2 separate regions of the Mus musculus genome follow, and region 2 is linked to region 1. A link is a loop called in an ENCODE intact Hi-C map of the cell type or tissue named here. Cell type or tissue: left cerebral cortex. All regions are shown on one strand. Each heading gives the region's core, and the rest is flanking DNA. Links, peaks and the distances in the headings are about the cores only.

The links. Hi-C counts contacts between places; a loop is a spot of excess contacts. Peaks named below come from ENCODE experiments on the same cell type or tissue, not always from the same donor. Only the 100,000 strongest peaks of a DNase experiment are listed, where the experiment ranks them.
Region 2: a loop joins it to region 1, with 2.3 times the contacts of the local background. A loop is called at or near these places in 1 of 42 quality-filtered maps.

The regions. Positions count from the first base shown.
Region 1 is chr6:38,732,622-38,748,925 of GRCm38, reverse strand. Hipk2 (homeodomain interacting protein kinase 2) reads left to right here. Exons shown (of 15, transcript NM_010433.2): 3 at 929-1,052; 4 at 1,360-1,479; 5 at 3,176-3,262; 6 at 5,666-5,850; 7 at 11,406-11,568. It overlaps 4930502C15Rik (a long non-coding RNA gene), which reads right to left and starts at 11,410. Exons shown (of 4, transcript XR_003956279.1): 1 at 7,193-11,410; 2 at 5,646-6,432. In left cerebral cortex, for the core only: a CTCF peak has its summit at 7,735 (motif pointing left); no DNase peak of the experiment used is centred there.
Region 2 is chr6:38,789,457-38,805,760 of GRCm38, reverse strand. All of the region lies in intron 2 of Hipk2 (homeodomain interacting protein kinase 2), which reads left to right. It overlaps 4930502C15Rik (a long non-coding RNA gene), which reads right to left. Exons shown (of 4, transcript XR_003956279.1): 4 at 13,142-16,304. Among named protein-coding and RNA genes, the nearest start is that of 4930502C15Rik, 60 kb to the right of the region's middle. In left cerebral cortex, for the core only: no CTCF peak of the experiment used is centred there; a DNase peak (open chromatin) is centred at 8,065.

The sequences.
Region 1 (16,304 bases), core at 5,403-9,402:
TGTTTTGTTTTTCCAAAGTGGTAGCTGCTGAAGTATGGTGTGTGCTGTGGTACATGCCTTCTCATGGTTGTGTTTATATCACACATGTTTGTAATCTTTTGTCCCTTGATTTAGTGTTGCCTTAACTCCAGTTCCAAGGGACTTAGTGCCCTCTTGCCCCACATTTGTGACATTCCTTCACACAGATGCACATGAATAAAACTTAAAAGAAAGACTTTGTGGTCTGATCTTGGTTACCAAATACATGTGTACTTTCTCTTTAAAATGCCTTTGAAATTTCTATGTGGCCTTGTCTGTCAATTACAGAGACATTAGCTCCTACAACCAGGAGTGGACTGTTTATAATAGAATTCTGGTTGACTCTCAGGATGATCTATCTATTCATGAATGGGGTTCTATAGTTGTAACATTAAAGAACTTTTATAGAGATCAACCTTTTAGACACAGATGGGAAAAGTAATAGCAGTGTTTCCTTGAAGAAATGTAATACAAATGCCTAGGACAAAGATCATTGGGATGAGTGGATTTTGGACTTAATTGCCTTATTTTAAGTGAGAGCAGCTATTTTTACATATTCCTGAAAGTAGAGTTTAGGAATTCCTTCCTAAATATTAGGCAATCTTTATAACGAATTCCAGATGTTCAGCTACAAAAGCTAACTTCCTACCATTTGTGGTGTGGTTATCAGGTCATGAGCTCATGTGGTCAGAATGTGATGGTGGTGATGCCCACAGACATGCTTCACTGTAGGTCTGTTGTACTGCCACCCACCGACCCTTACTCGATCGGCACTTGCAAGCTAACTACATCCTCTTCTAACTAGATAACAAAGCCAAAGAATGGAGAGTCTCTGCAATGCAGACCTCTCTCAAGACCAAAGACCCCACACAGGTACCCCAGAATTCATTCTTCCATTCTTTCTCTCCAGGGCCCCTGAGATCATCCTTGGTTTGCCATTCTGTGAGGCAATTGACATGTGGTCCCTTGGTTGTGTCATTGCTGAACTGTTCCTGGGCTGGCCATTATACCCAGGTGCTTCTGAGTATGATCAGGTAGGTCTGGGTGACACAGGAATTCTCTATGTGACTTCACTCTCCATCCAGAAAACCTTAGATTACCATTTACTTAGAACCTGCCTTATTCACTTATTAAACTTATCCTGACTTCCTCTCTCTCTCTCTCTCTCTCTCTCTCTCTCTCTCTGTGTGTGTGTGTGTGTGTGTGTGTGTGTGTGTGTGTTTCTTCTTTCTTTTTACTTCTTGTTTCTCTAAAATTAATTCCATTTTTCTCAAAGCCATCAGTATACCATATGTACCATGACAGGAAAAGCCCTGACCTCTTTCTCATCTTTTCTTGCAGATTCGGTATATTTCACAAACACAGGGTTTACCAGCTGAATATTTATTAAGTGCAGGGACAAAGACAACTAGGTTTTTCAACCGTGACACAGACTCACCGTATCCTTTGTGGAGGCTAAAGGTAGGAAAAACACTCCCTCACTTCTACTGATGGCCTAATAGTGAAAGAAGGAAAGACAAAAATGAGCTTTTGGTATTTACAAATTGATGACTTTAATCTAGCCAGCAAAATGGGGATGTAGGATAGAGTTGTGAATACAAGGTGTTGCAGGATCTGAATGATTGAAAACACCTGCTTCCTTGCCTCACTGCTGTGTGAGAGACTGTGTCCCATGGGAAGACCGCTGAATTTCTGGGATTTAATCTCATGATCCTTCATGTCTGCTTCGTGCTAAACAGATGAAGCAGCCACACTCTGCTCTTAAGGAACCCACTGTCCATGGAGAAACAGGACCAGTGCCCCAAGCTCTAGGCTACCATATGGACTATCCTCTTCCTAAAAGGAAAGAACATGGGAAATAGCGTGACCTAAGTGAGCCAAGAAAAAGCCAGGCCAGGGCCAAGGGCAGGGAGCAATATTTGTGCTGGGCCCTGTAGGGTACAGAGGGATTTTTCCAAGGCAGGGAAAGTAGCCTGCAATGCAAATGTCACAAACCCCTGGGAAGACAGCAGATCTTCATCCAGGACAATGGATACCATAAACTCTTGGTGACTTCACCTTAATTGAAACATATTTTGCTTTTACTTTAACTGTGTCTTGTAATTAAAATTGACATACTTTTCCTGGGAAGGAGATAGTAATAAAGACTTAAGTCTGTAGTAAATTCATTTTTGCAGTTTTGCAATTGGGTTTTACTAAGTTTGGTTTGGTTTGGTTTGGTTTGGTTTGGTTTGGTTTGGTTTGACAGGACCCCAATCAAATCCTAATACAGCTTAAATATAATATGTACTATCAAAGCACTGGGATTTGGAAGCTAAGCAGGCTCTTAGGCTAGAAATAGAGCACCTGACATTCAGTAAGTATGAGAGTTGCCAAGGTCCAGTAACAAGTCTTCAGGTAGAAGACAGACAACCCAAGTTGATAGTGGGGGGTAGCTACTTCGGTGTTTTACCAGGACCCTCATCACCTGTTCCTTGGGGTTGAACTGCTTAAAGTGTGCTGGCCTTTATCCAGAATTAATTGCCTTAGATCCATTGATGAGTCCAAACCACCTAGCAAGTAGAAAAAGTAGTTTCCTAGCCAATAGCTGATAAATGTCTTTGAAAGAGCAGCATAGAATACAAGCTCTGGAAACAGCTGCCACTTGTAAGCTGGGAATGTTGGTCGTCCCCCAGAACTTTATATTTTTGTGTTTCCATGTAGTAAAAGAGGAGAGCAGTCATCCTAATGCCTGTGGTTATGGAAAACATTTAGTGAGTTAGTGTGCCTTGAAACAGCATAGGAGCTGTAGGTGTAAGGGATTGCTAAGTAAAATAAAATGTTAAGGTGTCACAAAGGGCTCTGGTCTTCCCAGGTGGAATCTTACCTTCAGCTTATGGAAAGCTGCAGAGTAGGAAGGGTGTGGTCTCATGTTCTCTTTAGAGTCTTTGGTAACTGTACCAGAGTGGGCATGAGTGGGAGCCTGGGGCGGAAGGAAGGTGAGCTAGTGTGGATGGACAGAGAAAGGAGCTCTTGTGTAGGACACTTTCCGAGAAACCAAAGTCTCCTCCTCTGCAAAGTGAGAAAGGACCATGGGTGGAAGCAGCAGCCCAGGAGCTTGAGATTCAGTGACCTGAGCGGTGCTGTCTGACTGACCAGGTTTCGCTTTCTCCGATAGACACCAGATGACCATGAAGCAGAGACGGGAATTAAGTCAAAGGAAGCAAGAAAGTACATTTTCAACTGTTTGGATGATATGGCCCAGGTAAGCTCTGTGAGTGAATATGCAGCACAGGCCCTTTAAAAAACAAAGCAAAACAAAAAACAGCTGCAGGGCAGGGCATGCCTTCAGACCCACCACTCTGGGACGCAAAGCAAGTGGAATCTCTGAGGTTGAGGCTTGCCTAGTCTACATAGTGAGTTTCAGGACTGCTAGAGATATGTAGAGAAACCCTGTTTTTTGTTTAAAGCCAATAAATGAAAATAAAAAATAAAACCCACCAGCAGTGATATACTTAACTATGCTCATTGCCTTTGCTTATGAACAATCATATGACAGGCTTAGTAAGAAACCATTTGGTCTCAGAAACCAACTCTTTAGAAAAAATAGCTCCATTGTATTGCTTCTTGTTTGTAAGGTAGTGGCCAACCTTACTGGTGCTAAAAGGGCCTGAATCCTATACAGTTTAAATATAATATGTACTATCAAAGCATTGGGATTTGGAAGCTAAGCAGGCTCTTAGGCTAGAAATAGAGCACATGACATTCAATAACTATGAGAGTTGCCAAGGTCCAGTAACAAGTCTTCAGGTAGAAGACAGACAACCCAAGTTGGTGGTGGGGGGTAGCTACTTCGGTGTTTTACCAGGAACCTCACGTTCACCTGTTCCTAGGGCCTTGTGTGTGCTAGGCAGGCACTGGCTCCAGAGCTGAGACCTACAGCCCATTGGCATATTGGAGTTGATGCTCATGGCTCAGTGTGTCCATTTCCTAGGGCCTACATAACAAGATAGGGTGAACTGGAGGGTATAAGACAACACAATGTATTCTCTCATAGTTCTGGAGGCTAAAACCGTCTGGTGTCAGTGTCCTCAAGGCCACAGTCCTTTTGAAGGCCCTAGGGGACAGCATCCATGTGTTGGGCTCCCCGTGGCTCTGGCAGCCTCAGAATTCCTTACTTGCAGCTGCATCACTCTAATCCGGCTTTACCCTCCACATGGCTGTTATCCCTGTGTCATCCCTGCTCCCACTGTCAGATCTCTGCTATAAAAGCACTGATTATTGTGTTCAGGACCATCCTAATCCAATATGGCCTCATCCTAACGTGATTATATCTGCAAAGACCCTATTTCTAAACAAGGTCACATTCATAGCTTCCACAGATTAGGACTTGGATTCAGCCTTTAGGGAAGCCCAATTCAGACCATTACACTCAGTCACTGTCAGCTCACTAGCAGCGACTACAGACCTTCCTTACCTTTCCATCACAGATAATTCGAGATCTTCAGGTACTTTTAGTTAGAGACTAATCCAAACTCTGAGCAATCCAGAATGACTGTTCCTTTTAAACACTGAGAAACAAAGCTGTAGCCCAATAAACACTTAGCACACCTCTTAGCACAGATGAGTGTAGCCTGGTTCTGAGTAAAGTACACTTGTCAGCTGATTAGTAGCTTAGATGGTCTGTGGAAACTGAAATTGCTTTCCAGAGCCCCTCTTGAAAAAAAACAAGAAAGAAAGAAAGAAAGAGGGGGGGGGAGAAGGAAAGAGAGAGAGAGAGAGAGAGAGAGAGAGAGAGAGAGAGAGAGAGAGAGAGAGAGAGAAAGAAAGAAAGAAAGAAAGAAAGAAAGAAAGAAAGAAAAGAAAAGAAAAGAAAGAAAAGAAAGAAAGGGAAGGAAGAAAGCAAGCAAACATTGAAAGCAAAGCCTTTCAGAGGCCATGCTAGTAGAGACCTGCCTTTGGGAGAAAAGTCCTGTGTTCAGCTGCACTCTCTTCCCTGGCCAGAGGCAACTGCAGGGAACACAGGGACCGAAATCATTCTAGTCACAGTCAGGGACCAAGGGAAGGGTGATGTCATAAAGATGAAGGAAGAGGGAACCCAGGCTCTTTTCTTCTCCAGAGGTTGTATACACTTTTCCCCATCTTTTCTTTTTCTACTGCTTTATCTTAGAGCTTTCTGTGTGTGTGTGTGTGTGTGTGTGTGTGTGTGTGTGTGTGTGTGTGTATTGTTGTTGTGTGCTTGTGACAAAACACATATAGCATAAAATGTCTCATCTTAGTCTTTTTTTAAAGTAAGGCTGAGGAGAATTAAGTGCATGCGCACTGTTATGCAATCGGCCTCCAGAACCCTTCATCCCGTGGTTATTTTTAATAAGGTGTGATGAAAGCTGCACTTCACCGTGGCCAGTTAAAACAGGAGCAGCTTTGTGCCTTGACACTGGGATGTATGTGCAGGTGTCAACCATGGTGGCCTCTTTCTGCCCCAACCCCTACCTGGTACCTGACTCCCGCAGCCATTCTGTTCCTAGCGTATAAGAGGCCATCACCCGTGGACAGTAGCAGCACACAGGACCATGGCGGGCAGTCTACCCTCTGGCACCTGAGATGGGGAGCTTGAGATCAGACGATATCCTATGGCTCTTACTCACCTGTCCCCGCTTACTTCCAGGTGAACATGACAACAGATTTGGAAGGGAGTGACATGTTAGTAGAGAAGGCAGACCGACGGGAGTTCATTGACCTGTTAAAGAAGATGCTGACCATCGATGCTGATAAGAGAGTCACTCCCATTGAAACTCTGAACCACCCCTTTGTCACCATGACACACCTGCTTGACTTCCCCCATAGTGCCCAGTAAGTGCCTACTATGCTTGTACCAAGGGCAACACTTAAAGGCCCAGACAGGAAATATTTGAGGCTTTGTGGCCCTCTGGTTCCTACGCTGCATCTCCGTTCTCAGTTATAGCTGAAAGCAGCTATAGATACAGCACATAAGCAAAATCAGGATCTCCTTGTCATCAAAGCACTTAGAGCACTTGTGGGGCGAGGTTGGGCTGAAGACTACAGTTTGTACCAAAAAGAAGGGAATGGTGGAACATGGGGACTTTGGGGCCAGATGAACTTGGATATCAACGCACAAAGGGAAGTGGGCAAAACAGCAGTGCTCTAAAGCAATCTAGCATCAGTGCCAAAGGTTAGTCCCAAAACTGTCCCAGAGTGAACTGTCTAGTTTGCTTCATTTCTTTGGCATACTGTGGGCTGTACCAGGCACTGGAGTACAATGAGGAACAAAGTAGACTGTGTACTTTCGAGCTAAGCCATGGTCTTCAGGGAAGAAGATAGAAGACAATGGCTGTTACCAAGAAAGGAATGCGGTATGATGAGTCCATCCAACAAGGAGCTTGCTCAATAGGCCAGAAGACCCAAGAATATAACCTGTGAAGGGTGAGGGAAAAGATGGGTGTGAGAAGTCAGGGCACTGCCTGTGTGAACTCTGCAGCATGACTGAACACCAGACCTAGGAATGGGGGCAACATGCTGAGGCTGCAGAAGTCAGCGCTCGAGCAAGCCGTGCTCAGGGAGGGTTTTGCCTTTTATCAGAAGCTCGATGCAGCAGTTAAAGGACTGAGAAGCAGGTGAATGGCTGGTTGGACTCGTGTTGAATGCAGATCTAACCTGCTGCTGTATCAGTAATCTAGAAAAAAGTGTCTGAGATCTTGCAGTTCTCTTACTTAGTGACAGCCATTTCCAAGCAGAAACTTGTTGGGCAGGTTGAAAGATAAAGTGAGAGCAGAGAAATAGACTACAGGAAGTGAGACTGTGAAAAGGAAGGAAGAAATGAGGGCTGTGGAGAGATCAGAGCTTGAGAATGGCTGCTCTGATCCATTCTTAGCCTGACTGGGAACCCTTTTGGGGCTCAAATGATCCTTTCCCAGGGGTCACTTAAGACCATCTTGCATATCAGATATCATCATGATTCATAACTATAGCAAAGTTACAGTTATGAAGTAGCAATGAAAATAATTTTATGGTTGGGGGTCACTACAACATGAGGAACTGTATTAAAGGGTCATAGCATTAGGAAGGTTGAGAACCATTGGACTAAAGGAAATTTTTGAAGAATGAGGAAATTTAAGCAAATACTAATGGGAAGAATCTGGTAGCAAATGAGAGATTCAAGGCAAAAGGTACTTACTTGTGAGTAGTTTCTGTTGAGTTGGTGTTTATTGCTGAGTGGAGAGATGGACCCTGTCACTAAAAGATGATATGGTGGGAGAGACGTGGGTGTCAGCAGGTGCACAGGATAGCAGAGGAAAGTTGAGGGAGTTCCTGTCAGACAGCTTCTGTCTCAGAAGTAGATGATGACATCATCTGTTGAGAACAAGGTGGCTTTACAATGCAGAACATGATAACTGTGGTTGGAGAGGTGGCTCAGTGGATAAAGCATTTGTCATACAGCTGTGAGGACTGCTGTTGGATCCCCATCGGTCTGTAAATGTCAGGTGGTCTACCTGTAAACAGAGCTCAAGAGGTAAAGATAGAGGATCCCAGTGGCAAACACGCTAGCTAGACTACGTGAAGGGTAATCAGGCAAGGCACTCAGGGAAGCCACAGAAATGGCTCCATGGTAGCTCTGCTTTCCCAGAAGATCTGGGTTCTAGTCCCTACACCTACATGGCAGTTGTCCATAACTACCATAACTTTTGTCTCGGAATCCAGTGCCCTCTTCTGGCCTGTCTGAACACCAGGCAAATATGCAGTACACAGACAAACACATAGCAAAACACACATACACATAATAGACTTTTAAAAATTAAGTTAAAGCAAGGAAAGATTTGGGGGCTAGAGAGATGACTCAACAATTCAGAGCACTTGCTGCTCTTGCAGAGGACCTGGGTTCAGCTCCCAGTATCCACCTCATGCAGCTCACAGCCATCTGCAGCTCTAGCTCCAGAGGCTTCAGTGGCCTGTGGCCTTCTCAGACACCTGCACACACATGATGCACATAAATTCATGCAGGCAGAAACACATACATAATAAACCTTTTTAGGAATAAAAAAAAATCATGTCAACCTTTGACTTCTACATGCACGCCCACGTATCCACAAACACGAATATGCTCCCACACATATACACATGCAAAAAGGAATGTTAAGAAAGAAACAGAGAGAAATAAGAAAAGCGATATGTGAGGGAGGGAGAGAGGAAGGCAGAGAGAGGGAGAGGGGAAGAGAGAGTGTGTTGGTCCTGGTAACTGGAGCAGAGCATGATAGCAAACTAACCAGAGAAATATAGGAGAAAGGTGGGTGTGCGGGAATACACAAGTGCTGTAATCCTAGGAGAGGGAAGGAAGCGGGTAGAGCTTTGAACATTTGGGTCCGAGCATAAATTGATGGTGTAAGTGAAGGCATAGAGAAAACAGTTGAGTTTGTCCAGGTTGAATTGCTGCCAAGTTGCTCAGAGAGAATGACAAATGGATGAGGAAGTTGAAGATGCTGGTGATATAGTAATTATAATCCCAAATGGAAGCTACTGAAGGTTCACCTAAGAGAAAGGAAACTCAATAGATCCCAATGAGTGTCCTCTGCTCAACTCTAGAGAGAGTTATGATAATAGTTATAGTCAAATGCACCAGAAGGGTAGGGAATGAGGCCAGGGAAACAGGGTGCTTGAGCTTGTCTTAAGAAACAGGTCCAGGGCTGACAGCCCAAGGAAGGAATGATAAGGGTGAGAGCAAGGTCATGAGGTAGGAAATGTAGGTTTTGACAGGTTATCAGGATGGCTACTGAAGTAGTCATGGTACTCAGAAAATAGCTTGGAGAGAAAGACCAACCTGGTGGAAAGGCCTCTGGGAATGAGAGAAAGAGAATGGGTTTTCTGTGAACGGGAAGTGGGTGATATCACCTTAACCTTAGCTGTGATGCACTGGGACATGAGAGAATAGATCACATCCTCACATTTCTGCAGGGACAGCAGCATGCTCAGGAAAGGCTCTTTCAGGACCTGGGGTAAGGACTGCTGTGAGGCCACAGTCAGCAACGTTATGACCAAAATTAGATTTGACTGAGTTTCCAGGCTGGACCCAACCTCTCCCAGCTTAACAAGTGGGCCACAACCACCATAAAGTGTATCTTTTAAGTCAGTTCTTTTCCATAGCAGTTAGTGAAGTAAGTCAACTTGCACGGCAAGACCAGACAGTATCTCTTTAATTCAGGGAACATTTGAAACAGTCAAGTCCTAGTGCAAAGAGGGACTGTGCACACAGTCCTTCCAAACTCAAAGTATAACACCTATGCTGTTTCTCAGCAGGAGGCAGTTAAGAAGGTGTCAGTCTGTCCCCCGGGAAGAAAGGCAAATCCCCACAAAGCCAGCCTTTCTAACTTTAGGAATAAAGAAAGATGATAGGGAAACAGTGAGGTGGGGGATTAGGGAGGCAGATGCTTCAGAGAGCTCCTATTGGCCTTCTGCCCTGTCAGTCACCCAAAACCTGGGCACTTAGATAAGCAGGGCTCTGTTCTTTGTTTAGTAAGGAAGCTTCCGTAGTGTGTTTCACTAGGAGCAATGGCAATTTAGAACTTAGAAGGTCAGCCCTCGGGAAAGGCAGGTTACCCCTAGGCCTACCTAAGAGTGGGCTGAATATTTGTAGGTTCCCAGAAGACCTTGAAGCGCTCTAGAGTGGGACCGAGCCTTCAGGCCTACCCAGCCTGCTTTGGGCCCCACCCGCGGGCCTGGGCTTAAGCTGCTCTAGCATAAGGTTTTGCAGGTAAAAGCAAAACCACTCATTTCTCTACACCAATATTTTGGTGTACATATTTGTAAAAGCCAATTGTTTTATAAACTAACCCAAAGTAAAAATGTTTGTCTTATCCCAACAGTCAAATTTTAGCCCAGTGTAGGGAGGAAAAAAAAAAAAAAGCTCTATAGCCTGAAAACTATACATTGAACCATCATAAAATCACTGAATGCTTTAAATGCATCCCAAAAAAAAAATGCATCCACATCATTTTATCATCTTCAGCTCAATGTAAAAGCATGCAGCATGCACTTGGTACTCACCAGGACCTTCAGGCATGCTGTTGTTTACCAATGAGCATGTTTTCTCTTCTCTCTAGGACTACCAGTTTACTCACCATGCGTTGTGTATCGAGCGGCCAGTGTAAATAGTCATTAACTTAGAAAGAAGTAGGACTCTCTGGGTCATGACCAGATTCAATTTCTGAAATTTGGAATGTATCTTTCATGAAAATAATATTCTGGGATAGCCTACAAACATCCATTTTGTCCAAAATAGAGCATACCTGTAGTATACAGTGATAGATAAGTGTTACCTTGTTTTATCCAGTTATTGCAACAGACATTTTAAATCATAGATTAAATGAGGCTTTGTCTTAAATATTAGCACTTGAGCAAAAGTGGCCATAGAAACAGAAGAGGCAGAAGCGCATGAGGAGCAGCATATGAAGTGAGTAGAACACAGTGGATGCTTAGGAGCTGGAATGGCAGATGCCACTAAAGGCCTTCAAGAGGCCACTAAAGGCCTTCATGCCGGGACCTGTACTCCTTTAATGCCTGTGTAATTAGGGGTTAGTTTTGATTCAGGAAGAAAATGGAGGAGAGAATTCTACTTCATGGAACTAGACAAGAATTAGGACAAGAAAGGAATAAGGAAGTTAGGAATGTGTAAAAGAGAAGGAGGGGTGTGAATTGCCAATTAGTGATTATTTGTCTGGCACATTATCTGTCTTAGACCTTTGGCTTCACTTGTAAAAATGGAACAATGATTTTAATTCTGTCTTGTGGATGGTACAAGACTGAATAGGAGACTGCAAACACATATCACTGCTCTCAGTAAAAATTAGTAACCACTTTCATTGTTTTCATTTCGTGACAGGTTCCAGTGAGACAAGTCAGCCTAAGTTCATGACCCTGGGTGGGAGAATTATTTGGCTGACCCATAGATGGTGCTAGTAGCACATGGGATGCTAGAATGGTGAGAGGCTAGACATGTTGTCCCTAAGGAAGACAGAAGTAGGTTGTAGCAGCTCCTAATGTCCTTGGTTGGAGAGTTAATCTCGTTGGTCAAGCACTACACTTAGAATGAGCAGTGAGAAAAGGTAATGGGGGGGTGGGAGGGGGGTAGATGCAGTGAAGCATGTGTGTGATAAGGGAGTCTGTCCATCCAGGGCAGATAAAGGACAAGAAGACAATGGGAAATTTGCTCACACAGTGCTGACAGTTCAGCAGCACACTTGGGGAAAGCTGGGCTATTTGACGCTAATGTGGATATTTACTGATTGTTTTGCTTACTGGATTAACCATTCTGTCTTTTTCTTTCTCTTTTCTCTCCTTCCTCCACCTCACCCTCTTTCTTGTCCATGTGTCTCTGCCTCCACCTTTTGCATATATAGTGTCAAATCTTGTTTCCAAAACATGGAGATTTGCAAGCGCCGGGTGAATATGTATGACACAGTGAACCAGAGCAAAACACCTTTCATCACTCACGTGGCCCCCAGCACATCCACCAACTTGACCATGACCTTTAACAACCAGCTGACCACTGTCCACAACCAGGTGAGTGGCAGGCACCAGGGAAAGGTGGGTGGGGCTAACCATCAGGACTCAGATATCCCAGATATCCCCCTCCAAACCCCAGCAGTCTTCCCATGTTGTCCTTTTGGGCCTGGAAGCTAAAGTGCCTGCTTCCTCAGCCTTTTTTTTTTTTTTTAAAGAAGCCAAGGGGAGACGTTTCTGTTTTGACTCTGGGACTGAGATGGTGCCTCTTCCCGTTTTCCTCTGAGCAAATGTGGGGAAAAAAGCCTGCTAAGAAATTGTAGAACCAGAGCTAGAGGAGTCCCTCCTTGCACCCTGTGTCCATGCTGTCTGTATTCAGGAGAGGAAAAACCTGTTCATTCTCTATGTCATAGAAAAGCCAGCTCATAGGTCTGTCACCGGAGTCCTAGCAGCTCTTCCCAAGGGATACAGGAAGCTGAGCTTCCCTTCACGTGGATTTTCAACCTTCTGCAGATTGGCAGGCTCAGCAACATAGGACGATGTCTGAAATACAGACAGAAAATACACTCAGAAAAGAGCTACTGAATGAAGACTCTCCACAACCTGATTCACCCACCTCTAGACTCAGAGGCTTGAACCGTTACTCCCATCTTCCAGTCTTATAAGTCCCCAAAGAAGCATTCCCAGACTCTCCAGCCCTAATACCAATCTGTAATGACAACAGTGTCCTTTGTGTTGTTCATACCTCTGCATAAGGACATACACCTTCAGAGCAGAGGAATAAGTATGGAAACCTACTGTGTGAATGCAGCAGCTGGCTGTCCACTTTTGTTGGCTGGTCCTCTCCCATCACTGAGGAGTCACTGGCCCCTGCCTTCAGCACTGCTCTTATTCGCCGGGCTTTATTGGCCTGTTCCCTCTTAGCTTGAATTCTAGTTGCTAACTCTCTCTGCTAACTCTCTCTGCTTAGACTGAGTGCCATCTGGAATCTGCTGCCCCCTGGAGGCCATCAGTGTTCCTGACGCTATCTGTCCAGTGAAAAGCTCACACTTAGTGCTTAGGGTCAAAGACTTTTCTTACCAGCCCTTCAACTAGCCCTCAAGTTAAGGCCTTTCCATCTAGAGCTTCTCAAAGCAACCACTGGCGCTTTCTTCATTACCTTGAGGCTTGTTTTCCCATCAGTCCTTAGGAGACTCTTAATCCTAACGCTCTAACCTCAAATTCTTCGTTCCCATCTGCCATCTGTCCCTTCCAATACCAATCTATGTAAGACAGCACACAGGAACGGGCACTCCTCAGATCATGTATGAGGTCAGCTGACTCCCCCTACCCCACCAGCCCTTCTATAGATCTCTTTATAGCCATCAGACTGAGGTCTACATCAGAGCAGCCCACCTCCATGTTTCCTGTGATATGATAGCCTCACATCCGTCCCAAAGAGTATCACCAAAACTGAAAATCACAATGGCAGGTCCCAAGTAAGGGCACCTCCCTTCTCCATGACACTGAGACTGCAAGGTTGCTAGGTAGGACCAGAGTGAAAAAAAACGGCTGTGAACTTAGTGTGATGTAGGCCTAAGCATTGAGAAGATGAAGTGCTGTCCTACAAAACTAAGATCCAGAGAGCAAAACTCTCCATCATCTGAACTTGGAAGTGTTAGGCCCTAATTAGATATATCAGAAAAACAAATTATTTGGATTATAACCTAGACTTAAGCACTAAGGCATGCTTCCCCTCCTCTGATACTATTACAAAGTGGCCACACTTCTGGCAGGAAGCATTGGGTCAGACTTTTCTCGGCATGGCACCATTCAGTCCTCCCGGCATCCATGTGGAATGCATATTGTCACTGTCCTTTAGAGGAAGACACTGAGATAAAGTGGTTAATCCTCTTAACAAAGGCTATGTTAGTACATATGAGGTAGTTTGGGTTTGGACTGCAGCAGCCTGGTGTCAGGGTCTGTACCCTTGAAGCACACACACTGACTCACAGATGAATCCTGTGGAGATCCTCAGCCAGTACCTCCTAGACAGCCTCTGCTCTCTAAGTGCAACAAAACTCCCTTTGTACACTAGTAACCCAGTGCTGTGTTTACTCCACGGGACCCTGGAGTTTTGCTCATCCTGAACACTGAATGTTTAAAACAACAAAATTCACCTACAGATTGATGTTAGTGGAAGGATACAGAATGAGTTCTTTGTTGCTCTTAACATATATCCAGTAGACTAGCACTTTTCAAAGTGCTCACTAATCTGTAATTGTTTATGTCTCAAGAAAGCTGGGCCAATACATCATAATTTCTATGTACTTTCAAAAAATATTAGTAACATTGAGTAGGGAGTCCTTCCTGCGTGTTCTTGGTTTAATTCTTAAGGTCAGCCTCGTTATTAACATTTCCAAGGTGTCTTCTTTTAGGGATATATCCTTCTACCAAGAATTTTAACTGAACTTATAGGTTAGGCTTACATCCTGTTCTTAGAGATGTCAACAATTGAAATGTCTATTACAACTGTATCCAAGAACCACTTGGGCCTATCTTTGCAACATAAGTTACCAGTGAACTTATTTTTTTCTTCTTATTTCTCTTTGTTATCCAAAACAGCTCTTAGAACCACAGAGGACAGGGTAAAAGTCACCCACACCATCATACATACTTTCATCAGCTGATCCCTAAGCAGGATCAGAAACTGAGGGAAACGGTCATCATGCCTACTGGTCACTCTGGGGACTGGCACTCATATCATGACATGAGTTCCACTCCTAGAGAAGCAGTACATGAGCTGAAAACAGATCCAGATCCAGGTTACACACATAAAGTCAGTCAGGCAGACAAGCAGAGGACCACAAGTCCTCCCCTACGAGTCCTTCTCCCAAGGAGGCATCAGTTAGGGTGCTGACCACACTGCCCAGCACACTGTGGCAGGCGTTGAGCCACACAGTCACAGATTACTGTACAAGAACACACAGGAATAGCTCAACTCTACTGTCTGGGAAAGTTCTGCTTTGGAGCCCTGGTGCCAAGGCTGACCCCAAAGCACAGAGGCTCAGAGATAACTCTGTGGGCCACAGGATTCCTATGAGATGAATAGCCTATATTCACAGTAGGCTAGGAAAACAACTAGACTAGGAAGGTACCTAAGGGTCTATAGAAAACAAACGGTACCAGGTCAAGATGCATACACTGCACTCATGAGGCTGTTACTGGAATTTTTACCCCCATTTTTTATTAGATATTTTCTTTATATACATTTCAAATTTCAAATGCTATCCCGAAAGTTCCCTATACCCCCCCCCCCTGCTGCCGCCCTGCTCCCCTACCCACCCACTCCCGCTTCTTGGCCCTGGCATTCCCCTGTACTGAGGCATATAAAGTTTGCAATACCAAGGGGCCTCTCTTCCCAGTTCTGGTCACTAGGCCATCTTCTGCTACATATGCAGCTAGAGACATGAGCTCCAGGGGTACTGGTTAGTTCATATTGTTGTTCCACCTATAGGGTTGTAGACCCCTTCAGCTCCTTGGTTACTTTCTCTAGCTCCCCCATTGGGGGCCCAGTGTTCCATCCAATAGCTGACTGTGAGCAACCACTTCTGTATTTGCCAGGCACTGGCATAGCCTCATACAAGACAGCTATACCAGGGTCCCTTCATCAAAAACAGATGCTTATGTACAAAGCAGGGTGCTAATGCGTAAAGTGGTCTTTAAGAGAGAATGATTCAAGGCTGGAGAGATGGCTTAGTGGTTAAGAACACTGGCTGCTCTTCCAAAGGACCTGGGTTCAATTCCCAGACCCATGTTGTGGCTCATACATAACCTGTTGTAGTAACCCACAAGTACTATATTTACTGGCTAAAAAAAATGTGTCCCTGTGTTCTCACTTGTCAGTTGCTGGGTCAGCACAGGCTAGAAGGATATGTAAATGTCTGTCTCTTCCTCACCTGCCTAAAACAGAAAGGCAGGCTGCTGTGGGGATAGTCACACAGACCTCAGTGCTGAGAGGCAACCCAGAAAGTGGGCTGGGTATCGTCCTGCTGCTGACTGATTCCAACTGGAGGAGTAAAGAGTGTGGCCTTCTGCAGAATGAAGAGCTGGTAGAGCTGGGGCAGACTGACCAGGCAGAAGGACAGACACAGGAGACAGAAGGAAGAGCAGGAGCAGGCAGGGAGGTAGAGCAGAGAGAGCCACACGGAGACAGACACAATGCAGAGAAGTTGGCTTAAGTGAGAGGCTAACCCAACTGCCCCAACAAACAGGCCAGTTAAACCTCAAGCGGGACCCCCGAGTTCCCCTCAGTAATAACCATCAGTAATTCCAGTTCCAGGAAATGCAATGTCCTTTCCTAGCTTCTGTGAGCACTAGGCACATACATGGTACACAGACAAACATGCAGGCAAAACACCCATACATGTTTTTTAAAAATTAAAAGAGAGAAAATGATCCTGTGCCCAACTACTGAAAGAGAAGTAGAGAGCAGGGACTCACTGGCCAGGGGCTTACAGGTCCTGGGCGCCAGAGAACAAGAAGAAACAGCCCATTGTTCTAGGGATGTTGGAAGGCAGAGGCATGGGGAACAGTGACTGATCAGAGGATGGGAAAGCCCAGTCAGATGGGAAGAGATTGGTGCCATGGCCTCCAGCGGGAGACCCTCGGGGCCTGAGCTCATAGTGTCTGAGATGACAGTGGAAATGTGGTAAGGGAGCTGCCAGGAAGAATAATGGTGGGGAAAACTGGAGCTGGGTGTTGTCATCAGTATAGACACCGGCTCCTACGTGTGCATGCATGTCCCCACCATACTT
Region 2 (16,304 bases), core at 6,549-10,548, 56 kb before region 1:
TCACAGGCTTGTACTCACAGAGTCAGGATAGTGATCACCATAGGAGAGAGGCAGAAACTCAACACTGAAATGCCCAGACTTTGGGATTCCCAAATGACATCAAGGACCAGTGGGATGCGTTCATCTGGCTCCTTGTGCTTGCAGTTCTCCATGGTCAGGCTGTACCTGTACACCATCTGAGTGTGTGGCAGTTTTCCTACAGTACTTTCCCCCAAGCCAGCCTGTCTTTCCTGTAAGCCTCCCACTTACAGGCATTTTCATACTCAGTATGGGAAGTAGTCAGTTTTTTGGGAAAGGCCATTTACCCCCTGGAATAAGAGTACCTGCTGGCTGTCCTGGATGTGCAAAGGTGATCTTGTCCAAGTCTCAGTGCATGGGCCTTGAAGGATGACCCTGGCAGCTTATACAGGCCACACACCCAGCTTCTGTCAGCTCAAAGTCGACTATGAGCACAGCTTACTGTCTGCCCTTTCTCATTTGCAGGACCTTTTACTTGTTTCCTTGGAAGAAACAAGGTCATTAAAATGTGTATATTTCTTGGAGTCCCTGGTAATTCAGTTTAAGATGACAGTTCTCTTTGACATTCCTAAGGGGAATATTTCTCTTGTTTGCCGAGCTGAGCAGACCTCTTGGCCACACCACCTGCTTGCAGTCCTGCTTGTGCCATATGTGGAACACTCTGGCTGTGCCATGTTAGTCTGAGCATTGTTAAGATTGCTCTTCCATGAGCCCACTGTCTTCCTCTCTCCTGGAATCCTTCCTAAAGTTTTTCTCCATTCTCTGTTAGTCCCTCCTCCTAGTCCTCTCTATCCTCCATACCCCTAGCCTACAATTCCAAGTCTTGATGCTTCTGTCCCTCCCAGCCCACTCTGTTTCTGCTCACTAGCCATTCTCTAGCCTGAGCTATCCCTCATCTAGGGTACTCCCTGATTACTCCCACTCTGTCCCCAAACCTAGCCTTCCCCACTACCCCCTTCATGAAACTTGAATGTTAAACTCACACAACAGGAAAAGATTTCTAGATACTATCTTACACTATTAAACACTGTCTTAGTTTGGTTCCTATTCCTGTGATAAACATTTACTTCCCAGCACTCAGTAGGCAGAGACAGGCAAATCTCTGAGTTCAAGGCCAGCTTGGTTTGCAGAGTAAGCTCCAGGACCACCAAGGCCACACAGAGAAACCCTTTGGGGTGGGAGGCATTGACCAAAAACAGTTTGGGAAGGACACAGTTTATTTGCCTTATACATCCTTATTATAGTACATCACCAAGAGAAGTTAAGGCAGGAACTCAAGAAGGGCAGGAACCTAGAGACAGGAACCGAAACAGAGACAATGATGGAATACTACTTAGTTTACTCCTCATGTCTTAAACAGCTTGCTTCTTTATACCACCCAGCACCACCTTTCCTGGGACTGGGGGTGGTGCTGTCCACAGTGGGCTGGGCCCCTCCCATATCAATCATTAATCAAGAACGTGTTCTTCAGATTTCCTACAGGCAATCTGGTGGAGGCATTTTTCCCAACTGGGGTTCCTTTTCCCAGGTGGCCTTAGCTTGTTTCAAGCTGATAAAGAAAGGAAGCAAGCAAGCCAACCAGGACAGGGACTCAAGACCAGTGACTTTAAAGGTACTGTAAACAACTTGCCTCCGCTAGATGAGTGTAGGGAAGAAAGTTAAGGGACAGAGGCTCAGCATCCTTCCAGCTTGTAACTTATCTCTCATACAATGTCTCTTTAGTTCACTGAGAGAGGCTGTTACCCATGAGGTCTGGGGAGCTTTGAGACCCATGCACTTGCCTCCTTCCCTATTATTGGCCTTTCCTTTCTCTTTTCTTATGCCTGCCTATGCTTCCAAGGCTAATGGTAGACACTTAAAGAGATAGTAATCAACCTGCCTCACTGGCTGAGTATAGGGAACATAGTTGTCCCAAACAGATCCAAGTAGACACATCTCTAGTGAATTTGCCTGCCATACTTAGATGCTGGGAAATATAGTAAGGAGAAATCAGCTTCCAGAACTTAGCTAGCTGGCTGCTTTACTATCATGTGTCAGGGCTCCCCTGTAAGGAGTGTTCCCATGGGTCTCTTCAGTTTCGGGTTAATTGATTCAAATTAGGTGCTACTAGCACTGGCCGGAAAGCTGTTCCGTCTTTGTTTGTCCCAGGCTTTTCTGTTTCTATGTCATGTCATGGTGCTGTGTCTCTGCCTCATTACTTTGCTTTATAAGCTTTATCAGCAAGTGGTTATGTGTACCTACTTTTTACTCTTTTGGTTCTGCTAGTGGGGATACAAAGAGGCTAGGCTGGGGAGTATACTCTATGGCTTCTTCAGAGCAAGAACACTTTTTTCTGAGCACATCTTATTTGATAAGAGCTTCAGGACCTTTTAGAGCCCTCCCCAACCCAATGAGCCTGGGTCCAAAGCCAGCCATACATGCTCTTTTGGGGAAGCCATAGGAGAATTCTGTAGAAAATCTCAGTGAAATGGGTCAAGAAAAAAGGGAGGTCTCTATAGGCTGACTGAAAGGCCCATTGCTTAAGGTTCAGGGAATATGGTGCTATGCAGATTAAGTAGCCATTCATAGAGCTGGGTGCCTGGCTGGCATACTCTGCTTCAACAACACATTGTTGTATTTGACCAGTCCTTCACTCACATTGGTAACTCAAGTCTTTGTGTATTTCTAGGAACAAGGTTCTGTCTGATCTTTACAGCAACTCAAAGGGTAGCTCAGAAACCTTACTGTCTTCATTCCATGGGACACAGGGCCTAGCCCTGGGTTATCTGTGTGCTATCTGTGAGCTAGCTCCTATCTACTCCAGAAAGCAGGAATTTGAGAATCTTTGGCTATCAGGTGGGGTGTGGGACCACCTCTAACCCCTTGAAAATAGCCCTAGGAATGTGTTTAAGTAGCTTTGTTCCTCCCCTATTTCAAACAACTGTCAGTTGTCCTCTAGAGAATGCCATCAGTATTTGTTTTCTTGTCACACGGAAAGCATGTGCTTGATCTGAATGGACATCATATGACTGAGAGTTATTGATTAGTTCTGTCTGTGATCATGATGATAATTTGGTACCCCTGGACAGAACAACACAAGTGTGATGTATGTGTGCACACATACACACCCTGGTTAAAATTCCAATTCAGTGTCAGAGTCTGAAGCTGGCTGCATGTGCAGGCAGAGTGAGCATGCCTATCTTCCTAGGTATGCTGATACCAGGCCCAGCTGTGCATGCATTCTGTCTGCATGCCCCTCGGTGTGCACAGACTGTCGCTTGCCACTATGATGGACTCAGATCTGAAGCAGCCTCAACCTCAACACTCAGTCTAAGAGTGTAGACAGGGTGGGTGCAGGTGGCTGGGCTTCAGCAATGGGAACAGTTGCCCAGGGCTTGGTACAGAGAGACACATCCCAGCTCACACTGCCCAGCTATAACCCTCTCTGACTTCCAAGCAGGTGAGCTCGAGGTACTCACACCAACCTGATTTTTGGTGGATATTCCCTCTGACAAAATGTAGCATCTTGCTGCAATGGAGGCTGCAGAAGGCAGGCAGGCAGGCTCAAGTCTATCTCTGGTCTCCAGGTAATAAAGGAGCAGGGAAGGAGCATGTATATATTCATTCTGCTCCTCTTTTCATCAGGCAGGCAAGACTCACCACACATAAATACTTTCAATTTTGCTTGCACAGCAGGAGAATTGCTGGGTTTGTTTTACTACTGAAATTGAACACTTCTAAAGAAACATGACAGCATTATCTTTCCTGGCAGGTAGGGGGGAGTTCTTTGGTAAGAGATATGCTCCCCACAGCACTTTGGAAATGAGACACTGATGCTCAGTACTGGCAGAGAGATGAAGGGACTCACTCTTCAGTAGTTTGTTCATGTTCTCTCTCTCTCTCTCTCTCTCTCTCTCTCTCTCTCTCTCTCTCTCTCTCTCTCTCTCTCTCTCTCTCTCTCTCTCTCTCCCCCCAGGTTCTTGGTCCCCAAGTTCCAAGACCTAGGGATGAGCAGAGTTGGCTGGACTCCTGAAGAAGGCAGGCCACAAACATCTCCAGAGATGTGATACTCAGTACCCCATGTGGCTACAGTTTCTTGTCTTTTTTAATACCTGCTTGTCTATTTACACAGGTTTCAGCTCTGCTTACCTTCCTGTGGCCACTCTGCCCTCTGTGCATTTCCTCCTTTTCTGCTATAAATTCTTACTTCCTTGAAAAATCTGTATTAGACATCTCTTCATCGATGGAACTTGCAGACAGACATTTGTTTGCTAATTGTGTCTGGGTGTTAGTTCTGGGCAGCCAGCTGGATGGTAGACATTCTGGGTGTCTGCTCTCTTCTGGTAATTGTCATATTGTCTGTGCTGGATGGGAGTGGGGCTGGAGATTAGAGATTTCACAGGGCCTATTAAATAAAAATTCTCAAAGAAATCCCTAAGATTTTTGTGGAGCACAAGGGTTAATATTAATGAAAATTATTTAGGAAACTTTAAAATAAATTATGTGTAAAATAATATTCTCTACCCTTTCTTGCTGGTGGGAATGTGAAACGGCACAGCCATTATGGAAAACAGCTTGGCAGTTACTAAAAACATTAAACATAGAATTGCCATATGATCCCTGGAATTCTATTTCCAGGTTTATGTTGTAAAAGACAGAAAACATCTACTTGAATTGTTGTACATGCATGTTCATATAACACTATATACGGTAGCCAAGAAGCAGGCCAATCCAAATGTGCATCTCTGGTTGACTGCAGTGAACGGATACAACACAATTTTATTTATCAAAACAACAGTAGCAAGCTGGGGGGCTGGAGGACTGGGAGGCTGGGGGCAGGGTGGGAAATGGAATGATATACTGATAGCTGTCACCCCTGCCCCCCCCACAAAAAAAGGTTATACATCAAAACTGCTTGCTTAGGGAAAGAAAGTAGACACAAAAGGTCACATTATAAGAAATCCAAAATAGACTAACTCAGCAGAATGCAGACATGTTTGCCAGGGGCCTGAGAAAGGGACAATGGGAGGAATTGCTTTGTGGGTAAAGGGGTTTTACCTCCGAGTCAGAGAGCATTTGGGAACTAGATAGAGGTGGGGATTTGTACAATCTTGTGAATGCACCAAATAGTTACCTTATCATGGCTAGTTTTATAGTATGTAAATTTTACCTCCGTGAACCATTTTTTAAGCAGAAAAAGGAAAATTACTTTCAGGCGAAGAAGTTGAAATAAGATGAGTTTTACTAGAAACTGAAATTTGGGCATTTTGAGGTTAATTTTTAAGTAAACCCTAAAGTTGTTAGACATGCCAGCTAGAATTTGAGTGTTTTTAGGATACTTCTAGGTTAGTCATTTGGTTTTTCTTGACCTTAGGAACAAAGGGACAGCTTTATTCAGGATCTCTGCAGGCCCCTGTGTGTTCCATGTGCGTAGGAGGCCACTGGTGCTGGGAGAGACCACAGACTTCCCTGAGGGATGCACCAGCCTCAGTTCACAGGAATCCCACAGCGGCCTCCAGTGTGGCCCCTCTGTTTTAGAAAGACTGATAAGGGGAGGGGATTTTGTTTATATTCCAGTATTCCTAAAGTGTGTGCACATGCATTCATGTGAGTATGGGTGTGTAAGGTTTCAGAGTTGTCAGGCCCAAAACCCTTTAATATATCAGGAATAACACTATTTATTGTCATCTTTTCCTTTGTGCTGGGGTTTGGAGGATACAGAAAGTACTTGGGTTCTATCTGTTTTAGCACCAGTTTCTGTCATCAGCAAAGACACATGGATAATCACATTTATCCTCATGGCCTTCAGATGAGAAGGAAGAGGGAGATCTGAGTTGTGTGTTTATACATTTGCTCTTTTCCTCATCATCAGCATATGCAATGGCCACTCTTGTCTGTGAGCCTCCACTGGCCAGAGTCCATGGTTAGTCAGTTTGTGCCTGCTGGCCCTGTGGCCAGTGCTGTCAAGTCTCACATGTAAGAACATGACTTGTTCCTCCCTATGTTCTAGCTGAATGTTACTTCTTTTTCTTCATCATCCAGGAACATTAATTGGGCATCTGTTATAAGCAAGGCCCTGTGTCATACTAAGTCAGGACTAGGCTTGTCCTTCAAAAGTGTCAAGTGAGGAAGATAAGATGAAAATCACTGTGGAAAAAAAAATGACCTTAGTTAAATTGGATGATGAAAAAAATTTGTTGATAAAGCCGTTGGGCAGTTTGTCTAGAACCTTTTTCATGGTAAATTTCATTACTATAAATCTCTTTTATCACTGAGCGTAGTGGTACACACCTTTGATCCCAGCACTCAGGAGGTAGAGTCAGGCAGATCTCTGTGAGTTCAAGGCCAGCCTGGTCTACAATGTGAGTTTCAGATCAGCTATGGCTCTGTTACATAGAGAAACCCTGTCTCTATGTAGCAGACAGACAGAAGTCTCCTTTATTTGTGTTTTCTTCCTGGTACATATTTGGATGTGTGTATGCTCATGTGTGCTTGTCCACCTGTCCATGCTGCGTGTCCCCCTCACGTATCCTCCACTGTAGTTGAGATAGGCTTTCTCAGAGAACCTGGAGATTGACAGTTTGGAAAAACTAGATGGCAAGTGAGCTTCAGGGATCCCCTTGCCTCTGCCTTGCTGGTGCTAAGATTATACATCAGCAGTAACCATGCCCAGCTTTTTACGAGGATGCTGAGGGTTCAAACTCTAGTCCTTATGCATTCGCAGGAAGCATTTACTGAATAAGCCATCTTTCCCAAACCTTTGAATACATATTTTTTTCTCAAGGAAGTTTGTTTGTTTGTTTGTTTGTTTGTTTAGCAGACTTTTTTTGTCCTATAAAGCATTCCATAGACTAGTTCTGATTTGCGTTGATTATTGGCTTTCCTCTGCCCTCTAAAGAACCATTTTTCTGCCCTACAGCCCAGATATATTTATTTATATATCATGAGTATGGAACATTTTCCCCACAGTGTACTGATGTCAGGTAATTGGGTTGGCATTCTCAACCCACTTCTTAATTGTGTGACCATAGGAAATGGTGTGTAAATCCCCTAAGGCTGCCCAGCTAGCTCATGATAAAAGGCGGCCTGGGCCACCTAATGACCATGCAGTTTTATTGAGGGCTTCCCCTCCTTCTGAGCTGCCCACTGTGATGGTCACTTTGATGATGGGACACAACTCTCTGAGATACAGGCTGCAAACAGCCTCCTCATCTAATGATAGAACATACATGGCTGCTGGCAGTGGGAGATGCTATGAATATTCATGAACTGCATTTCACTTTTACTACCTTTTCATTAGTTTTCATGGAGGTGGTGTTTGTGAGTGAAGTACATGAGCTATAGGCAGGTGTTTGTTTTCTGGACAAAATGGCAAGCCTCATAGTCAGAGGCTAAGGCAGGAGAAGTAGACAGCCAGCAAAGTGCAGATGAATATTAGCAGGTGGTGAAACAAACCCGTGCGTTTCTGTATTTCCCTGCAGTCTTAGGCAGATGCATGCCATGATCCCTGAAATTTTACAGTGCATCTCTTATATGACAGTGAGAAACTTTTATCCTAATACTTGGGTGCAACTAGTATACTGTGGCAGCTGCCTGTCCTAAGTGGTTCTGGACCTGGAGTTCACACCGCAAACTTCACCCGCCTACCCACTCACTCTATACCCCTCAGCCCTCATCTGCTGTCTAATGTCTTTCTACCAAGCCAAAGCAGACACTGCCTCCAGTTTGCCACATTGTGGGTTTTTATGGACAAGGCTGGATGTACAGGAATGATGGGATTACCAGGTAATGAGAGACTTGTCCACATTGCTGATCAGTATGGGGAAGGATGCTTTGAGACCCCGATTGACAAGCAAGGGATGCCCACATAGTTCCAGGACCAGAGTGGCTCTGAGCTAGGCAGAAGTGACCCCTCAGCATAGGAATGCCTATCTCTGAGACACATGTTGGAACTCTAAGCTGTGCATTGCTGGAATGAGGAGTCTAAGTTACATTGGCGGAGTGTTGGTAGGTGTGTCCATCAGTGGGCTAGATGACAGAGCCACACTCCTACCACTAGCTGGTGTCATTTGAAGAACGTGAAAACCTGCATGTTTTTGTCAGAGTGGAGCATAACAAATTATTTCAGAGATGGAGGGGGCAGATTAAACCTAACACATTTACTTCATTGCTAATTCAGTGTGTCTGTTTCTGCAGATCAAATGAGAAGCTGGCAAACCTTAAGTACTGAGTAATATACTCCACTCAGACTGACCCATTCTTGAGTATTTTTTGATTAGGTGGGGAAAGATGCTTTCTTGCTTTTCTACGTCCAAGTTTCTTCTCAGTTGAGAATCAGTTTTTCAAAGACAGTACTCTGTACTTCTAAAAAGTGACTTATTTTAGAGTTGGATTATCATTCTTTTCATACATTGAACTTGCAACAGCATTTTAGTGCTGACTGCATGTGGAACACATGTGGAACAGGAATTTAGAGAATAAAAGTACTGATATGGACTCATTTCCAAGGGCCTGGCATGTGTCTCTCATAGTTTCATAATGTAAATACTTGAGCACCAATAGCACCCTTAGCCTTCTGCTTCAGCACAGGATGAAAGACAGTGGCACTCTGTATGCACCTGCCAAAGCCAGGGCCTCATTTGTTTCTCAAGGTGGCTGTTATCACTCTCATCTAGTAGCTGAGAAAAGGAGTTGCTAGCATGCAGTACAACTGGAATCCAGGGAGACTCTTTGTTCTTCTTGCCAGAGGGAGTGTTCCTTGAGTTGAAAAAAATTTTTTTCTCATCCTCAGCATTGCCATTATGAGTTTTATGAAATGTGTTTAAACACAACACACAGATATATGTATATATTATATTGGACTCACCTTGCTTTAAAGCTAATAGGCTCCAGGCATACAAATGGATTCATCAAGCATATAGCATTCCATAGCTGTGTTCAGTACCTTTTTATACCAGACATGTTTCTTACACTGTCTGTTGTTTGGGACTCTTCTAAGTAGGTAACATCTTCTGAGAAAACAAGCTCAAAGGGGTGAGGCAAAATTGTCCACAATCCCATAGCTGCTAAGTGATGTAGAGCCTGCCTTTCTGCCTCAGAGTGGCTTATTCTCCCAGAATGGTTGGTCTCTGATCTTCCTAGGGTTCAGATGTCCCTACTCACCATTGTCTGAATCAGCCCCGCTGCCAGTGGCTTCTAATGTCATATGCTCATCTCTTTATGTTTGTTGTACTAAGTCCCAAACTTGTTAGAAACACAGTAGTGCTAGAGCCAGTCTAACTGGGCCAGTCCTCATGCAGTGTCCTTGACTCCTAAACTAAGAACTAAAAGCCCATGGCCCTTGCTTATCTATCTCCTGGCATTTATCACAAATAAGTGAGAATCCAGTTTTATTCTTTATACATAATGTGTAGGCAACTTATGTTAAATGTTTACATACATGACTTTTTTTTATAATACTTTTGGATGTTTTTGTGATGAATGTTATTCAGCTACTAGGGCTTTTGGCATTTAAATTTTCTCATTTGGAAAATAGTGAAAGCTCAGTTACTATCATGTGAATCCAATCCTTCCCCACCCACCTCCACCTTCTACAGATGAGGACAGAGCTCCATCTCAGTCCCTTAAGTCGGCGTCACAGGAAAAGCACTTTTAACAGGATTACTGTGTGATCCAAGGTCTTGAAATCAAGACGAGTGGTAGGTACACAGAGCTAGCTCCCAAGCTTTGTCCTTGTAAGGAGTTAGTGACATTCAGCAGGCTTCTAGGACCCACTCTGTAGCCAGCCTGCATGAGCCAAGCCATGTTCCTTATTATTATTTTTTTTTTACAAAGACATCTTTGAGTTTATGTACAGATTATGGATTTAAAACATATACTTTAAAAATCATCTCTACATACTCTGGCTTTCCTGATTAAACTTTCCTTAGAAGGAGAAATAAAAGTACCACAGCTCTTTTCTCCTCATAGAAAAAAATAATTTATTAATTTATATCTATTTTTAAAGTATAACTTTGCACTTGACAGAGCACTGCTGTGTATACTATTTCATGTGCTCATCAGAGCAGCTCTGTCTCTTCCTCACTTGCACATGTGGAAGTTAAGAACCTGGCTTGTCCTAGGACTTAGAGCCAGGAAGGAGTAGAGCCAGCTGGTCCGTAGTCATAGCCAGCTCATAACCTGCTCTGCTTGGTCCTTCAGGGGTTGAGAGTTGCTGAGGTTAAGGACTAAGTTTTCATTTTGGCCCTGACAATTTCTCACATTGTATAAAGTGCCAGGTTAAAGGTTCTAAGCACAACCATATTACCTAGGGGGTGTAATGCTGTCTTATGTAAAAGGAAAGCAGAAATTTGTTGTCACTGGTGGTGAACACTAAGTAACCAGCACTGCCGTGTTATGTGACACTCAGCCTTATCAGCAACAGTGCAAGATGTGAGCACAGAGGAAACACAGGACTACAAGGAAATAGTCACCAGCTCTGCAGCTAGCCACTGCCACTGAGTAGATAATACCAGGCTAGAGAGTTCCCACAGAATCTTACCACTGGGGCCCCCAAAGAGATCTTGGCAATTATATAAACCTATTCCTTCATCAAGAGATTCCTATCTGGCCAGTTTTCATCAAATTCACTCTAGGCCCAAGGCAATCTACCAGAGCGTCAGGTAACAGTTTGTAGACCTGTGAGCCAAGTATCAGATGGAGAGAGCCCTGGCCCTGTGAAAGGCAGGTCTTATGTCTCTGCTTTGGGCCTTCTTCATCCTCTGACTCTATGTCTAAAATAACACTCATGCCACTAATTGATTAGAGATGCTCTTTGGAAAGCAGATTTTAATGTATGGTCACTAATGAACTGTAGTCCAGCACTGTGGTCCAGAGTCCTCTTGGACCCAGTTTGTCTCTGCAGTATTTTGCTTACTGCCCTTTTAAGCCTGTGGTCTTGGCTGTTTCTTAGCCCAAGGGCCCAGGCTTTCCTCTGGAGTCCTGGACAAGAGCTCTTACTGAGTAAGGAAGGCAATCATGGATACCCTGCTTGTCCTGCATGGAAAGCTACCTGAAAGCCTTCATCCCTGCCCCCTGTTGCAAAAGCTCTGTTTCTCATGTTTATTTACTCATTCCTTCTCCTCTGCCTCTTTCTCATTTTCTAATTTTGGAGTTGGAAATCTCTAGGCCCCAATTAGTCCTGACTCTTCTCTAACAAAGTATAAGCTATGACTTTGGAGTTCTGAGCCACGGGATTACATGTGAGGTAACACATTACTCTCAGAGCAGAGATATTTTTCTTCAGGGATGGGGAGATCGTAGGTCCAATTGGGGCTTAGCCCTGCAGTAGGTCAAGTACGGAACCCATTGCCAACACATGGTAATTAGGATATGATGAGTCTGTCTCCAAGAAAGTTAGCATTTAGCTAATAATAAATGATGTTTGGTGAAAAGAGTTCTGAGCTCTTTCACAAGAAATATTTATTTTCATTTCAAATTGGATAGCAAGGTGATTTCTTTTTGTAAGAGAGCACATACCAAAAATAATTTGAGGATGGCACACTTTACACCAGCTATACCTCAGTCCCAAGCACTTCATAAACATCACTGTGCTGACTGAATTAGACAGCCCCATTACCTATGTTTTCAAAACAACAGGGCAGACCAACCTGCCAAAGGCCCATTTCTCTACTTTTGGGGAGGACACTGTGGAGTTTCTGGGTACATTGGAGCCCTAACCAGTGTGACACTCAGCAGGCTCTGACAAGAATAATCTTTAGCTTTGACTCTGTACCTGGGGGCTGACAATTAGGAAAGGTTGAAATTTAAGTTTCTCTCTATTGACCATTACTGTCAGGGCTGGAACTGTAGTGACAATATAAGGTCTGAGCTTTAATGAGACTGGAAATGATGTTATAATATACTTTAATATGCATTAGCTCCTAAATGTACCTACATGCCTTATGAGTTGCTGGTTAGTCCTGGAGATATTATATATACATGTGGGAGAATTCTCCTTTAATGGACAGTATTTTTAAGTTTGCTGACTGAATGTTGGTTGGGTGGGAGGTGAGAAGAAGGAAAATGATTTACACAGGAACTTATCTCTGGTGTTAAAAATAGTCGAGGGAATCATATGATTGATACACAAATGCTGTCCTAACACATTATTTTGGGAACGATTTGATGCTAACATGAGATGTGGATGAAGACTAGAAGCAGCTAGTCCTCTGACACTCCCCTGGGATCATGCCCCTCATGCAGCTCTTGGAAGAACACCAGACAGCAGCCACCAGCTTCGACCTTCTAGCCTTGACCTTATCCCCAGACCCCAAAGGTGAGGAGGTGAGAGGCCAATTTTTTGAGACCTTCCCCTCTCTCTTTTAGTCTGGCTGCTCTCAATTGTTTCTGCTATTAAAGGCCAAGATATCATTTGCTAGTAGTCTCCCCCAGCACAGGAGAGGCCTAAAACTGATAATAGTAGAAAAAGTATGAGGATCTGGAGCTTTGAGGGCCAAGACAGTGCAAGGAGGGATCATCTCTCAGCAAGTAAGTCGTTAGTTCCACCACCTACTTGGTCAGGACCTTGGCAGGATGCACGATGGGTGGAGTGTTGTATGGGTTGGCCCTGTGGGATGTGACTCCAGGCCCAGTGTGCCATGTGTTTGCCAGCCTTGGCAGCATCATACAGTGGGGCAAGGTAACAAAAATGTGTGTTGCTTAAGAACAGATGTATACTTTGGCTGCGCTCAAATCCACAGCTTTGTAGAGTACCCTAGAATCTGCTCTCCAATAGTTTTTGCTCATCTTTTGGAAATCCATTTAGTGTCTGGATTCTTCTCCCACCTATGTGTGTACTGGGCCCAGAGTTGCTTCAGAATATTAGTAAACACAAATCTAAACAGTTTGAACCAGAATGTTGTTTAATTCAGGGCAAGAGGGCTTGGTTTCTAGACAGGTCCTGTGTTGCTTAAGGTGTTCATATGAGAAATCCAGGATTTCCTCCAGAGATTTGCCATGTTGATCCTGGTGAGCTGTGCCTGGTGGGAGACTTTAGACATGGACTGGACAGGCTGAGTACTGATTGAGGCAGCACACATCCTACCCTTTGGTAAAACCCAAATTCTTAAGCAATACCAAATTTTCTGTGTTCGTTATACTTGTCTGTTTTCTTCAGTAGTGTATCCTGCATCCCCAGCTTCTAATCCCACTTGGCATGGGACAGATATTTGCCATGTATGTTATTGAGTGTTATAACTGCTTTCTAAAGGGATAGAAGTTTAGAGTTTTGAATTACTTATGAAACTTTACAGTCCTCCACAGCTTGATTCACCTCTAGATGGGTAAGCTATATGTGAACTCTGCTGACTTCTAGGATCTGACCATGGCAGACAGGTCTGTACTCAAGAGCTCTTCCTGTGGATGTCCTTGATTGTGGCTGAGGTAACATTAGGCTAACATAGGTGAAGGAGAGTTTTCTAGGCAAGATGGTATGCTATGTTGCCCTACTGGAGAGAAGGGAAGAGCCGTTTTGTTATATACTTATTATTTCTATACTTTTGAATTCTCCACCTCAGTTTAGAACTATTAACTGAGTTTTTTTTTATTTAGTTTTATTTTATGATTTTTAAAGACTGGATCATACACTCTTTGTAGCCCAGCCTTGCCTGGGATGCACAATCCTCCTTCCTTGCCTTCTGAGTACTAGAAGTACAGGCATATAACAGCATACTCAGGTATCAGTTGAATTTTAAGAGTCAACATTTCTTCCTAAAAAATTTCCTTATCTCAAGAGTTTTGTTTGTTTGGATTTAAAAAACAACATGTATTTTACAATAGGACATTATTTTTGAGAAGGTAAACTAATAATATGTATGTGTAGTATGTGTGTTTATATATGTGTTCACGTGTGTGTGTGTGTGCATGACGATGCACATGCATGTGGAGGGCAGTAGTCATCACAGTGCTTCCTCAACACTCTTCCACTTTGTGTTTTGAGACAGGGTCTCTACTAAGCAGGGTACTCCATGGTACTCACTGACTGGTTAAACTGGCTGGCCAATGAGCTCCAAGGATTTGCCTGTCTTCTTGCCTTCCCCAACTCTCACCACTGGAGTCATGGATGCTGGCTACCACTTAGGACTTTTACTTGGGGATATGAACTTGGGTTTTATGGTTACCAATTGAACCATCTCTCCAATCCCCCCAGTGCATTTGAATAGAATAAAACTGCATTTCTCTGTAGCCATTGCCTACGATCACTAGGCTAGGCCCTAGCCTCAGGCAGGCCAAGGACTGTCTACCAGCGGGGCAGGAAGGTCTTCATCCTTCAGCTCACTCATGTTTAACATGTTCAAATATGTTTGGTTTTTATAATTATAGAATGCTTGAATACACATGCTCACAGCAGCATTGTTCACATCAGTCAAAAGGTAGAGCAAAGTGTCTATTAAGAGATAATGAGGGGCTTGGAGAGATGGCTCAGCAGTTAAGAGCACTGGCAGCTCTTCCAGAGGTCCTGAGTTCAATTCCCAGCAATTACATGGTGACTCACAACCATCTGTAATGGGATCTAGTGCCCTCTTCTGGATTATCTGAAGACAGCTACAGTGTACTCATATACATAAAATAAATAATTTTTTTAAAGAAAGAGAGTTAATGAAGAAATAGCATATAGCATATATACAATAGAATATAAACACACATGTGCACACACATGTGCACACACACACACACACACACACACACACTAAAATGCTACCACACTTTGAAAAGAAAGGAAATTGGGCTGCTGAAACCTAGAATACGCAAGGCTCTGGGTTTGATTACTAATAAAAACACACATACATTTGCACACACACACATGCCCCAGAAGGTGAGATACAAATAGACAAATAGTATGATTCTAAGAGACAGTGAGTAGAACAGTAGTTACCAGGGGTTACGGGTGCTGGAGTTATTGCTTAATAGGTATGTATGATTTCCATTAGACTTAGATGTAGTAGGTGGAGATGAAGATACAATAATATGAAATGAATGTACTTAATGCCATTTCTCACAATAAGAAAGTTTTGGATATCTCCATTTGAAAGTTCTGACCCTATTTTGTAATTACAGATTCTTTCTAATGTATCAGTAGTCCTTTAAGGACATAGGAGGAAAAAAAACTATCTGTTGAAAATTTTGTTGGTGAGTCTATAATACCGGGTTATGGATCTACCTACCTACCTGTCCATTTGTCTGTCTGACTTTGGAAAGGAAATAACCAATCATAATGAAGATATATGAACGCCATTGCTAGAGTATGCCTGTGGTAGCCGGCTCCCAGTGGTCCTCATCTCCTAGTATTCAGGGCTGATTTGTGGGCTCTGTAGGATCTGACAGAAATGATGGCATAGTACTTCAAAGATTAGATTATAGATGCTATGCTGGCTTCTGCCTTGGTGCCTGTTCCTTGTCTCCCATTGTGAGCCCAGCCCTGTAAAAGCCCACATAAGGAAGAACTGAGATCTTCAGCCAACGGCTGTGTTAGTGAACTTGGAAAGGGAGCATCTTGATTATAGCTTCTTGACAGACCCTGACCCATATCGCCCAGCTAGGCCACTGCTGAATCTCTAACCTACAGAACTACTATTTTAAGCTATGATGGTGATTGGTTATGTGGCAGTAGATAATTAACACAGATCTTTCTGTATCTTCATTCTAAAACATAAAGCATATATGTGTCAGAAAGACCATAAAGAAGGTCAAAGCCTGGACTCTATCTGAAACTACAGGCCTTTGGGAAATGCTAAATATTGTATAGCCTTGTTTTCATTGCTAGCCAGTGCAAGTTGTTAGTGAGCTCGTGGTGTGAAAATGTCTCATCTCTGGAATGAAAGGGCATCTTCCTTTCCCTGCATTGCCTTGATATTTCATCAAAAAAGATGGGACTTCTGCTCGCCTTCCCCATCTGTGACTCTGTGATGCTGAATAGCCTCAGGAAGGGACCGTCACCATTCAAAAGGTAAGGGATGAGGCTAGAGAGGGGAGCAAAAGCTTTGGGGAGTACAGAGCTTCTTTGTAGCTTGGCAGGTCTAGCGTTCAGAGGCCCTGCCTTTGTCTTCTAGGTCTTCAGAGGAAATGGGTGTGTGTGGGCTTTCAGTACAGTACTCAGAAGGTCTCACTTCTGTGGTTTACCATTGAATATACTTGGAACAACAGTAAACATTTGCGAGCACTGACACATGCCAGAGAGGATGTTAGGTACAGTAGGGGCTCAGAGATGAGGGGAAAGTGGCAGATCCTGCTGTGAAGGAACACAGATTCTTGTGGAGGCAAGAGCCTTG